Regions from separate parts of the Mus musculus genome. Here region 1 is linked to region 2. Evidence: chromatin contacts called from ENCODE Hi-C data. All regions are on one chromosome and are shown on one strand. The core of a region is the stretch at or near the end of the contact, and the rest is flanking DNA. Distances in the headings are between cores, read along the strand shown. Region 1 holds the start of Nsmce3 (NSE3 homolog, SMC5-SMC6 complex component). Region 2 overlaps Otud7a (OTU domain containing 7A).

Region 1 (6,643 bases), core at 3,747-6,246, 1.1 Mb after region 2:
AATACTATACATATATAAAGGAAAAATGAAAGGCAAACAAAGTGAACGAGAGATCATTATACCGAGTGAGCTAACCCAGACCCAGAAAGACAAACACTGCATATTTTCTCCTGTTTGTGAATCCTAACTCTGAATCCTTAGATGTGAGCATATAAACTGGAGTAGCTGCAGATACCAGGAAAATAAAAAGGGCAGTGGGAAGGAGGAAAGAGTGAGCTCCTAGAAAGGGGAAAATGGGAGAGGGAGGGATTAACTGGGAAGGATGCTGGAGGGCAGGGCTGAGGGAGAGGAAGGGATAAAGAACACTGAGGATGTTTGAAAAGGTCACGGGGAAACATACTATGCACTTCATGTACATACATACATACATACATACATACATACATACATGCATGCATACATAATGTGTGCAAGCAATGCCAGCTGTGGGAAACGGCTTTGAGTTGTTGGTCAAAGGAGTCAGAGACTCCCCAAATAACAGGCTACTGTCATTGCTCTTGGTCACTTGAATTAGATTTGAACTAGAAGCCTTCTCCCTGAGGACTAGCTTTCATAGTACCCAGAGATGCTGTGAAAACAGCCAAGAGAGAAAAGCAGTTAATAATGGCATCCAGTGCAAAGCCTATGAGCATAAACCATTGCAAGATACACCCAAGGGTGCAAGAGTGGCAGTTGCCATCTTGGGGGTAACTAAGAGTTGTCTAGTTGAATGTAAGACCCACTCCACAGGAGGGAATTCATGCTTGGTACTAAGACTCACCTGTGGCTGGGGAGGTCATGAACCCTAGAGAAGAACCTACTCCTGCCACTTCCTTAAGCCACTGTAATTCCTAACTCCTCTTTCAACACTTATCCTTAAAGCCACAGACAAGCGCAGCCCTCCCCCGCATCAAAGCAGCTCCTTCCTGCAGTGGATGGAGACTATCACCAAAGTCTTCACCGGCTCAGAGAGCAGAGAACAGCTAACCACTGGGTGCTCAACACAACCACCACACCCAAGGCTCGGAAGTGGCATAGAAGACGGGGCAGGAAGGTTATAAGAACCAGAGAACCGGGATGTCTGCTGTGAGATTGTGTCCTTTACAGATGACAGAGAAGCTGAACCTACATAATCTTAACAGTATGACTACCTAAACAAGATCTAAAAAGTGACAATACCAGTTGATACACCAGTGCGGATGGGGGAATCTCTTAAGGCCTTGCCCCTAGATGAAGAACCACTGGCTATTAAACGATGGCTGAGAGGGAGAATTAGTCTTCTTCAGGGATGAGTCCCTACTTGATTGTCTATCCCAACTGGTCAGTCTAATGTTCTCAGCAGTTAGGATTTTGAAGGGGGGAGGGGCATAGGAAGAGTTGAAGTGGGGAGGGTGGGATCAAGGTGAATAGAGTACTTAGTAGGAAATTCTCAAAAATAAATACCTTCATAATTAAGATTAGAATTTTAAAGAGGTATTACAAAATACAGGGCTACAATACTGATAATTAAGACACATTAAAGTAAAATATGACAAAACCAAAAACCGCAGATGGTATTTGCAATTGGACTGATGCACAGAAGATACAAAGAGTTCTCACAAACCAACAAACAAAAACATCTGCTGTTTAAAATCTAATGGTCAAAATGGAGAGTAAAAGGCAGGCTGATGCTTAATGTCACCTCAGGAGAGCAGATGGCACAGTGAAGTATTAACGATGCACCCACATCCACCACAGGGCTGTAAAAGCTGAGTGTTCACATGGGTTGCAGAGCGTGGGGCGACTGGCAAAAACAGTAAGAACTGTCTAGGTGCTGGTGAGGGAGCAAATGGATGGGTTCAGGAGCCATTTGGCAAGTGTCACTGATAACTGTTGGCTTCTGGCTTGAACTCCTGAGGCACACACCTCCCTGATGGGAAGACATTAGGAAGTTGTACTCTCCCTTCATGAAAGGAAGTCAAAGCGAATTAATCAGATTATGCATACATTAACTTCAATGTATACATGTAACTTCAAAGATACAGTAACGTCAAAAATAGCTGGTTAAAAAAAACGCTGTGCTGTGATAAAGGACACAAGGCAACTTATGTAAGCCATGAACGCCCACAAAAGAAAAACATATTCTCCGTGAACGTGCACATACATGTAAAGTTATATAATGGCATGATATGCAGTTCTGGAACCTGTCAAGAAAGATAAGAGTTTATCTAGCCTCTAATGTAGCACAGCATCTCCAACAAAATAGCTTGACAGTAAACTGTGAAGCCCTCGGAAAACCGGGATACCATTACTGTACCTGACAGTTCTGAGACAATGGGCACAGAGGACAACTTAAGCAGCACAGCACAACCGAAAGCTGACTCAGGTCAGGAGCCCATGGGCAGAAGGTAACTCATACACTAACCTAAAAAGTAACCAAGAAGGGGGACTCAAGGATAAACTAGTCCTTGCCTAAAAATTTCCAGATCTCCTCGTGCTGTTTAGTCAACTTGACATAAACTGGGGTCATCTGGAAAGAAAGACCCTCAATTGAGAACATGCTTCCACCAGGTGGAACACTTTCTTGATCGATTTTTGATGTGGGAGGGCCCAGTTCACTGTAGATAATGCTATCCCTGGGGCAAGTGGTCCTGAGCTGTTTAAGCAGGCTGGGCAAGCCAGTTAGCAGTGTTCCTTCATAGCCTCTACTTTATTTCCAGCCTCCAGGATTCCTCAGTGATGGACTACAACTGAAATAAAACCCTTACCTTCCAAGCTGCCTGTGGTCATGGTATGTCACAGCTGGAGAAAGCATCCTAGGACACTACTGCAACACAAGCCAACAGTCAGTAGCCCCTCTCGTCCCTTCAGACCTCGTAGCTACCACAGACTCCTCTAGTTGGCCTCTAGTTCAGGGCTGATTAAAGTCACCTGTCCTCACTGCCACCCTGTTTGTTCTTCTGATGACGAACTTGCAACTCTTCTCAGAACAACAGTACTTACTGCCTGTGCCCAGTGTTTGGCCAGATACTATGAAGAACTCCAAGGAATCTGTGAACTTGTTTCCTGACTCACCTATAGCAACATAAAGTGCCCCTCATCTTGTGGTAGCCTTGTTCACACTGGTCTGTCCGCACCAGACATCACCCTGAGTTCTTCTAAAGAACTATTCTTCCACACCAGGGCTTTGCTCAGCTTTATCTCGTTTCCTATTTATTCACCTTAAGGGCACACTTGATTCTACAGATACACAAGCTAAATTCTTCTGGTGGAACAGGATCTGCACTTGGGCAGTGTGGTTCCCAATCAGGCCTGGTTAATCGATACGACACGACACTGTTTTATAAACCGGAGACCTAACGATTTTTACAACTTGCTCTAATACACATTCACACACTTCTGCAACACCATTGACTTAGCTTATCATGGAAAAAAAAAAAAAGTCTGGAATCATGACATTTCCTTTTTAGCCGCAATTTCTAACAGGGAAACAATAATAATAATAATGGTGAACTGACTCAAAAGTATAGTATTTGTTATACTAGAAAAGAATCTTAAGTAGAACCCATAGGACAACAGAATTATGATTATGAATATAAAAATGCTAGAAAACACATCACATAGATTTCGTGGGACCACAAGTGCTCACACCCAACAGAATATGTATATTTAAAGCTGTGTTGACAAGAAGCTAAAACAATTTTATTTTCAATTTTAAAAAGACTTTTATTTTTCCCCAGGAACTAGTCATTAAGATAATAGCTACCCTGTTTCTTTATCGTCTAGAACATCAAAGCAATTTACCAAAGTGTTCCTTCTTGAATATGTTTGGCATCATACAATTTCATTTAGGTTTAGAAAGTTAGAAAACTCTTTATAAACAAAAAGACAATTAAATGAAAATTTAAAGCTCCAAACCATAATAATAATAATAAAAAAATCAAACAAAAAACCCTGCAACACATCCTAACGCTCCAAGGCCTTTATGCGTAGCAGAATCAAGCTTCCTCCGACCCCCATTCCCCCTGTTCTTTTATACTGGATCTCCAGAGTCCCTCAGACCATAACTCAAAGAGTTCAAGAGGATGTGGCTGGGGCACTAGCAGTTGCAGGTCTAGCCCTACTCTCCTCATCTGCCAAAGCCTCGCAGTATTGTGTGGGCCAGTCTTTGGGGTCCTGGTTATGGACTTTGGCCACAAACTTAAGAACTTTCATCTTGCTGGTTTCCAGGTTGGTTCGCGGGCCCCACTGTAATTCATAGTCCACAGGATCGGTGTGGGGTATCCTCCGGTACTCCAAGTAGCGCTGCCGCACAAAGTCTTCGGTAATGAGTTTCTTTGGGTCGCCAAAAATTAAGTGTTTCTTAGTGGGGTACACTCCGAGCCGTCGCAGGAAGTCCCAGACCTCAGTCTCGGTGATGGTGTTGCCTTTCATGAAGATAAGCCCCAGGACTATCATAAGCAGGCCCGAGATGGGGGTACCCTGATCGCCCCTCATCTCCGCATCCGCCTCCACCGGCTCCAGCATGTTGATGAGGATGTAGCTGTGGCTCTTGGGCTCCAGCTCCACCAGCTTGTACCCGAACACGTATTGCAGGCGCTCGGCGGCCAGCTTCAGAAGGTTGGGGTACACGTCCCGGTAGTCGCCCACCACGTGCTTCAGGATGTCCGTCCGCTTGATCGGGATCTTCTTCTGGTCCTTGATCAGCAGGAACTGCACCAGCTCGGCCACCTTCAGCTCCAGCTGCTTCTGAGTGCGCGGCCCCACGGTCGGGGCCGACAGGGAAGCGCGGGAGCCCTGGGAGGAGCCGCCCGCGGCGCGGGACGTGCTGGGTCCTTCCTCGCCAGCGCCTCCCCAGTCCCGCTCCGGGTCAGCCTGCGTGCTGGGCCGACCGCGGCCCCTCGGCTTCTGCAACATGTCCCCGGTCGGCGGAGAGCAGGCCGCGATCGGGAGCAGCAACCGCCAGAAGACTCCGCCGAGCGAGCGCGCCCCAGAGGCTGGGAGAGAAGCTGCGGCGCGCGCGTGACGTCACGTCGCCGGCGCGCTGCGTCCGGGAGGCGGAGCGATACGACTGGGAGCCAGCCTGCGGGGGCGGGGACTCTTCATAGCTACTGCGCATGCGGAGGGCCTCGGCGCTGGCAGCAGCTCCTCCTGGGCTTTATCCCCAGTTTTAATGAGAATTGAATGGTGTTTATGAGCTCATATAAATAGAAAACAAGAACCAAAACTTCTCGGCAAGTGTGCGGTTGAGTTCTAGGGCACACCTGTTTAGACACGTCTAATAGTTTTTGGTTAGTTTTTAAGCTACAAAGTTTGTCTATGGAACACAAAGGATAAATGTGTGCGGGTGGGAAAATAAAGGGAGAGGAGGAAAAGATCTGGAAAGTCAAGAAAAAAAAAAAAAGAGTTACCGGGCAGTGGTGGCGCACGCCTTTACTCCCAGCACTTGGGAGGCAGCGGCAGGCAGGTCTCTGGGTTCGAGGCCAGCCTGGTCTACAGAGTGAGTTCCGGTGCAGCTAGGGCTACACAGAAAAAACCTGTTTCGAACCCCCCCCCCCCCCCAAATAAAAAAAAGTGTTGACTTGTGCACCAAATGCGGGACATGACAGACTAGGGGACCCTGTCCCGGTATCTGTCCTTGGCAGAGTTCATTCCCACCTGGCCAGTTAATTTCTGTACAATCCCTTGAGTCTGTAAGGGAAGTTATTCTTAAAAGCAAGACTTCTGCAATTTTCAGGTTCACATTCTCTTCATTGAATTTCAGTTAGATGACCATGAGAAACCACGTAAGCACTGCCAATAACGTGACTTAGTTTGGTAATGTGGACTGACCTTTTGGAAGACATGTTTGGGAAAACTGCCGCGGACCCACATCCACAATTTTAGCAGAAACATGTTAGAGGAATGCTAACCCCAGAGGCACTTGCTCTCTCCAGAGATTACCATTTAATTTAGGTTACCAATGATTGGGAGTAGCAATAATGTGAATTTCTTAATTCTCTCTCTTAATATATAAGCTTTAAAATCTCAATAAGAAAGAGAAGAGCTATCATCCTTTATAATTTGTGGTGTGTGTGGCTTGTAGATGGTTTAAATTGTGCAACTCTAATAGACAAAATGAGTCATTTCATTAACTCAAACCATCAGCAGTCTGTTGCTATTACTGCTGTGGATCTCAGCAAATGGGTTTCTTCTCCATTTACTGACAACGGAACTGAGTTTTCCTCTCTCTTTTTTAAAGCTACCAAGAAAATAGGTAAACTATTCAGAGAACGAACTCAAATTGATTTCCTCCTTAATGCAAATATATTCAGAGGAAAGCAATTCAGATCACATTATTTGAATAATAACACCAAAACATGGCCTTATTAAAATTTCATTAAATGTAAGCAGCATAAAATTTTTGTTTATAATTCAATATGAAAATGCACTCTGATAATGGGACCTGCAATGCTAATATAAAATCCCACCCCATGTTGTGATTCAAGTGTTCTGAAATCTAGTGAGCTTTGAGCAGTAACTTTCTATTCCATACAGGGTCTACGAAGACATCATCAAAGGTTGGTCGCAATGGCAGAGGCTGCAACAGTTTGAATGTGTCCTTTAAAGCTTGCATGTTGGAAATGTAATCCCCCCACTGAAGAGGGCTTTGTCCTCATGAGTGAATGAATGCCATGTTCTCTGT
Region 2 (5,958 bases), core at 487-2,986:
AACGAAAGCCACATCAAAGCAGAATGAGATGTCCCAGTCCCCTCCCCCGTCAGACCTTACCTACACTGCTCCATGGCTGGCCACACACAAGGAAAACCCCTAAACTGGCTGGTGATCCACAAAACTGCCTTTCATCTGTTTAGGTGGGAAGAAAGGGGGTGGGGTGGGGGGGGAGAAGCAGTTTGCACTCACAGTCTCTTTAGAAACACTAGAGGGCAGCATTGAGTCGCATCTAATTTCTCAACTTTGCAGTATTGGCTCCTGGATTTTCTGTGTTTTGTTTGCCTTTTTGTTCTTGCCATGGCACTGCTAGTATGAATCATAGGCTACGGGCAAGCAAAGGAACAAAGCAGCTGCCAGGGGCCCTGAGCTGGGCTTCTCTGCGGTGGTGAGACTCCAGAGGGGTGGGGCATCCTGAGCGAAGTGACAGAAAGGAGACTGGTACTCATTAGGAAGGTGGAATTTGGAAACCATCTCCACACTTCTTCCTGTTCACTACCCCTGACAACACCCTGAGGAGAAAGCAGATGTGACATTAAGGATTCCATTTGCTAGGAGCAGGGATCCCTCGGGAACTCATCAGATCTCAGTACACCTGTAGGTAGATACTGACCCCACCCATACTGGTCTCGGTGGCTGGTGTGCCTCTGTCCAGATGCTTTGTGGTGAACCAGCTCCTCTGAGAAGTAACAGGCCAGACTCCCCCACCTAATCACCACCGCCACAGAAGGCTCCCTCTCTGCTCCCCTTTTAAAGGGGCTGTAGGCCAACACTGCCTCTCCTGGACTTGTCACTAGATGCTTTCTGTAGGAGCCTGCTGCCTGGTCCTATGCAGATGAGCTCCCTGGTGGGGGCGGGGGGTGCAGCCCCCACCTCCAGTCTTGCCTCAGCAGAGCTCAGCTCACACCTCTCCCAACTTGCAAATTCTGCCCTTCTCTGAGATGAAATGGAGGCAAGGAGCAGGTCATCCAAAAGTGGCCTTCCGTGGTTCACCACACCCATCTGGGTTTTTCTTCGGAAATAGCAAAAGCACCCATAGCTTTTTCTCATCCTGACAGCAGAGAGATGCCTGCCCTCTAACAGAAAGAGACCCTGTCAGTCCAGGTGATGCCTCCACCTGCTTGCTCTTCGCCTACATAATAGAAACAAGTTTGAAACCTATAGTCTTAACATTCGTGGTATGCAAGTTCTGAGTCTACCTTCTGTCTCCATTAGGTTACCTGCCCTGGGACAGCTATTTTTGAATTTCTGAGCTCTGAACTCTGCTGGTGCCTCCAGCCTCCTGGCAGGCAGATGAGGTGCCTGTCACCATGCCTCTCTCTTCTGTTTCAGCTGTGATCCCTCTGACGGATTCGGAACACAAGCTGCTGCCCTTGCACTTTGCTGTGGACCCGGGAAAGGACTGGGAATGGGGGAAAGATGACAACGACAATGCCCGGTTAGCCAAGTAAGACCTGCCCCGCAGTCCAGTCCGGACCCCAACACCCTGCGGGAGAGTGGTGGTGACAGGACTCCTGTTGGGATTTGGGGGACTAAAGGGCAGGGAGAGGATTGCACGCGCAGGCGAGTGAGCTCCTGCCACCTCCGGAGCTTCTCACTGGGTGTTCTTTTGTCAGCCTCATCCTGTCCCTAGAAGCCAAGCTGAACCTTCTACACAGCTACATGAATGTGACGTGGATCCGCATCCCCTCCGAGACCCGGGTGAGCCTCGAGTGCACGAAGCCCCACCCAGTGACCGGGCAGCAGCCGCTCTGTGCGGTGCGGGCAATGCTGTGCCTCCCCAAAGTCTCCACGCAGCGCAGCGCTCGGCTCCACGCCTTGGGGAGGTCCCACACCTTCATGCCCCAGAACCGGACCCAGCTACTGATTCCTAGTCCAAACACTTCCTCCCGGTGGGAGGCGGGCGCGTATTAGGGGCCCTCCCTCTCCCCCACCCCCCTCCACCTCTTATTTTACACAGCAGGAGAAGAATAAACACACCCACTCACAAAGCAAACCGTAGGCAAGTCAAAACACAAAACTATCTCTGCAGAGATCGGAACAAAATGTGCCGCGGCAGAGCGGAATTAATTATAACTGTGTGTGGATCCTTAGAAAATCTAGGGAACCAACAGCGCTAGTCCTCAGCGCGCGCCCTTCCCCTCCCTGAGGCGGAGGTGGCCTCCGGTGGAGCTAGCAGAAGGCGGAGAGACGCGGACCCATCCCGGGGGTGGGATGGGGGTTGCCCCTGCTTGCAGATGCTGAGAGATTCTTTTTAAGTTTGTGACTGATGTTTTCATAATCTTGGGAGGGAACTCCCAAGGGAAGGGATTTGTGAAAATTGCTTGCAAATAATTGGTCCTCCCTGACATCCGTTTACTTATGTATCCAGCGGATTCAAAGTACTGAAAGGAGACATCCCGCTGAATGGCTCCTGCCCCACTGTTCTGATTGCTCACTTCCGCTTCGCCTGGACATCATCCAAGTAGGGCGCCCCCACGTGGCTCTGATTCGCCATGTTCTTGGGGCACAAGAGACAGCCAGTCAGTGACAGAATCTTGCCTCTCTCATGCTGGAAGGTGCCACTGTGCCCCAGGATGATGCTCTGTAGCACCTACGTGGTATGCAATGGCAGCAGCCCTAGATCCATAATCAGTACCTTCCAGCTGAGCACATCTTTTCCCTACAAAGAGCAGGATGCATGGCCAGACCTTGGTGACCTCCATATCAAGTACAAAGCTCAGCAGACAACCCCACTGCTAAAGGGCACACAGCCAAGGCCCCTCTCTTACTGGGGCCCCTTTCCCTGTTTCAACCTTGAAGCTGACACTCTTTACCATCCCCGGCAAGCCAACCTAAAACTCAACTCTCTCCAAACTCAAGTGAAAGGAGGGATTTCTGCCTGGGTGGTGGTCAGCACAGGTCTGCCAGCCTTGCTTCTACTGACCTAGCCACAGCAGCTCATCCTTCTGGAACCTGCTTGAGCAGAGGAAAAGAATAAAGTGAGGAGCAATGGCTTCTCCCTTCTCTTCTAAAGACCAGAAAAGGCCTGCCCAGGCATGTACTAGTTCCTGACACACCCAGATGCAGGCTGGAGAGATGCTGTCTTTCCAATGACTCTCCTCACAGGAAGGTCCCTCTTTGGAGAACTTATGGCAGCTGCCTACCCAGCATGACCTCCTCTCATAGCCTTCTCAGGCTTGCCACCTATCCCAGAGATTGGCCTAGCCATGCTCTGCATGGTCTCGCCCTCACTGGCTGCCCCCAGGTAGTGTCGTCCAGGTTATTGTCCATGGCATTCCTTCACTAGTGCCATCCCACAAGACCCCACATCCTCACTGGAAGCCATTTCCAGCATCCTTTTCAGCTTAGCATTCCATTTGTAGTTAGAGAAGGGAACTCCTGAAGTAGCATGTCATAGCTGGATAAAGGGAGTGGTGGTCCAAGATGAAGAACGGGGTTTAGGGCAAGGTGCATAGCCCCTGCTTGGAATAAGTAGGTGATCCATCTGTGTGGGAGAGATGCTGTCTTCCTTGCTGCCCTCTGCCTTTACACGGAGATCTGGGACATGTTTCTAATGGTGCCAGTAGTCTGACCATGGAGGAAGGCCAGAGTGTGGACCTAGTGTTTCTTTATAAAATACACTGAGGACACCAGCTAGGTCATGGGCATTCTGGCCCTATTCATCCACTCAGAATTCTAGACTTTCTGGTATCTGTGAATTCTAAGAGAAAGTTCATGTATCCTCCCTCAAAGGATGGGCACTGAGGTTTGAGGTCCCTACATAGCATTCTGTCAACATCTATAAGCCTGTGTCCAACCTTACAACAGTTAAGTGCTCTGTGGGCTCCTATTCCATAAACACCTCCATCCCTCTCTGGTAGACAGCCCCCACCCCCAACACCTACAGCAGCAGAGTCCCCACAAAGAAACTCCTATATCCCAGTCTCAGCTCCACCTGTGTTCTTGGGGCCTACACGAGGACAGCTTTTCTGTATGTAACCTTCCTTTCTTGCCTTCCCTCCCCACAGGCTCCCCTTGCACAGCCAGAGTCTCCAACGGCCTCAGCAGGGGAGGATGTACAGTCCCTGGCGGAATCGCTGGACTCGGACCGCGATTCTGTGTGCAGCAATTCCAACAGCAATAATGGCAAGAATGGTAAGGACAAAGAGAAGGAGAAACAGCGCAAGGACAAGGACAAGACGCGCGCGGACTCCGTGGCCAACAAGCTGGGCAGCTTCAGCAAGACGCTGGGCATCAAGCTAAAGAAAAACATGGGCGGGCTAGGCGGCCTGGTGCACGGTAAGATGGGTCGTGCCAACTCTGCCAACGGCAAAAACGGCGACAGCGCTGAGCGCAACAAGGAGAAAAAGTCCAAGTCGCGCAAGGGCAGCAAGGAGGAATCGGGAGCGTCAGCGAGCACCTCGCCGTCGGAGAAGACCACGCCGTCGCCCACGGACAAAGCGTCGGGAGCGTCGCCGGCCGACAAGGGGAGCGGGTCAAGAGGCGATGCCTGGAAGTACAGCACGGACGTAAAGCTGAGCCTCAACATCCTGCGCGCCGCCATGCAAGGCGAGCGCAAATTCATCTTCGCCGGCCTGCTGCTCACCAGCCACCGGCACCAGTTTCACGAGGAGATGATCGGCTACTACCTGACCAGCGCGCAGGAGCGCTTTAGCGCGGAGCAAGAACAGCGGCGGCGGGACGCCGCGGCGGCTGCCGCAGCAGCCACGGCCACCGCCACGGTCAAGCGGCCAGCGCGCAGGCCAGAGGCCGAAGGTGCGCCGGGCCCGGAGCGCGCCTCGCCGGGCCCGACAGCCGCGCAGCCCACGCAGCTGGTGCTCAAGCTCAAGGAGCGGCCGAGCCCCGGGACTGGAGCGAGCGCACGGGCGGCTCGGGCGGCGGGCGGCGCAGCATCCCCGGGTCCGGGCGGCGGCGCGCGACGCGCGGCTCCCGGTACGGGCGGACCGACTCCCGGCCGCAGCCCGCCCGCGCCCGCGCGCCAGAGCGTCATCCACGTGCAGGCGGCGGCCCGGGACGAGGCGTGCGCGCCGACAGTGGGCGCGCTACGGCCGTGCGCGACGTACCCGCAGCAGAACCGCTCGCTGTGGTCGCAGAGCTACAGCCCAGCGCGCAGCGCGCTGCGCACCGTCAATACAGTGGAGTCCCTGGCGCCCGGAGGAGCGGACGCCCCGGGACCCGCGGAGCACAAGTCGCAGACCTACAGCAACGGCTTCGGCGCAGCCCGCGACGGGCTGGAGTTCGCCGACGCCGACGCGCCGGCCGCGCGCTCGAACGCTGAGTGCGGCCGCGGAGGCCCGGGGCCCGCTCAGCGGCGCTGCCAGCGGGAGAACTGCGCGTTCTACGGGCGCGCGGAGACCGAGCACTTCTGCTCCTATTGCTACCGAGAGGAGCTGCGGCGGCGGCGCGAGGCGCGCGCGGCGCGACCCTGAGCCGTCCAGGACTGCTTTTTCCATCCTGTGGGTCTTTTTTTACTTGCTCTGGTCAGCCGAAGGGCCGGCGCCTCCTCGGTCAGTGCCGTGTACGTGTTTGGTCAAACGTTCCTAATGGTGCCTGAACCTACACTGATGCCACTCAGGTAGTAGACGGATAGGAAACAAGTCATACTGTTGGAAGTGGGTGTGCTAGCCTAGCATCTGCCTCGTACCTGTGGAAACTCAATAGCCATTGCAAGAGTATTTTTGTTCCTCTATACGAGAAATAAAGAAAATCGCAGCCCTTTGTTTTTAGAAGGGAGTGTTTTACATGCTTTTTTTTTCCTAACCTAGGGACTGACCTCTTCCAAGTAGCGGTCACTTGCGTGCAGTTGGTAGCACGCAGGGTGTAGAAGCAAACGCGCAGCCTGGCCTGAGGTGGAGCTTCCTCTGCAGCTCCCACCTGCTTCCCACCTGGGTCCCTGGAGACCTCCAGCAGTCACCTTGCTACCTGCTGACGCTGGCCCCCTTAGGACTCCCCACC

Evidence for each region. Hi-C counts contacts between places; a loop is a spot of excess contacts on that map.
Region 1: a loop to region 2 is called in a map of T-helper 2 cell, with 4 times the contacts of the local background. The contact joins the promoter of Nsmce3 here to the enhancer-like site in region 2. A Hi-C loop is called at or near these places in 2 of 37 maps with a recorded cell type or tissue (T-helper 1 cell and T-helper 2 cell).

Annotation. Positions count from the first base shown.
Region 1 is chr7:64,868,044-64,874,686 of GRCm38, forward strand. Nsmce3 (NSE3 homolog, SMC5-SMC6 complex component) reads right to left here and starts at 4,997. Exons shown (of 1, transcript NM_023239.5): 1 at 3,639-4,997. The coding sequence starts at 4,875. The coding sequence ends at 4,036. All of the region lies in intron 2 of Fam189a1 (family with sequence similarity 189, member A1), which reads right to left.
Region 2 is chr7:63,753,300-63,759,257 of GRCm38, forward strand. Otud7a (OTU domain containing 7A) reads left to right here. Exons shown (of 14, transcript NM_130880.1): 12 at 1,333-1,447; 13 at 1,617-1,701; 14 at 4,011-5,728. The coding sequence ends at 5,432. Among named protein-coding and RNA genes, the nearest start is that of Gm39023, 96 kb to the right of the region's middle. Within about 2 kb of position 1,737, at least 1 of the 3 ENCODE cell types and tissues checked has a DNase peak (open chromatin) inside an H3K27ac peak, as active enhancers do.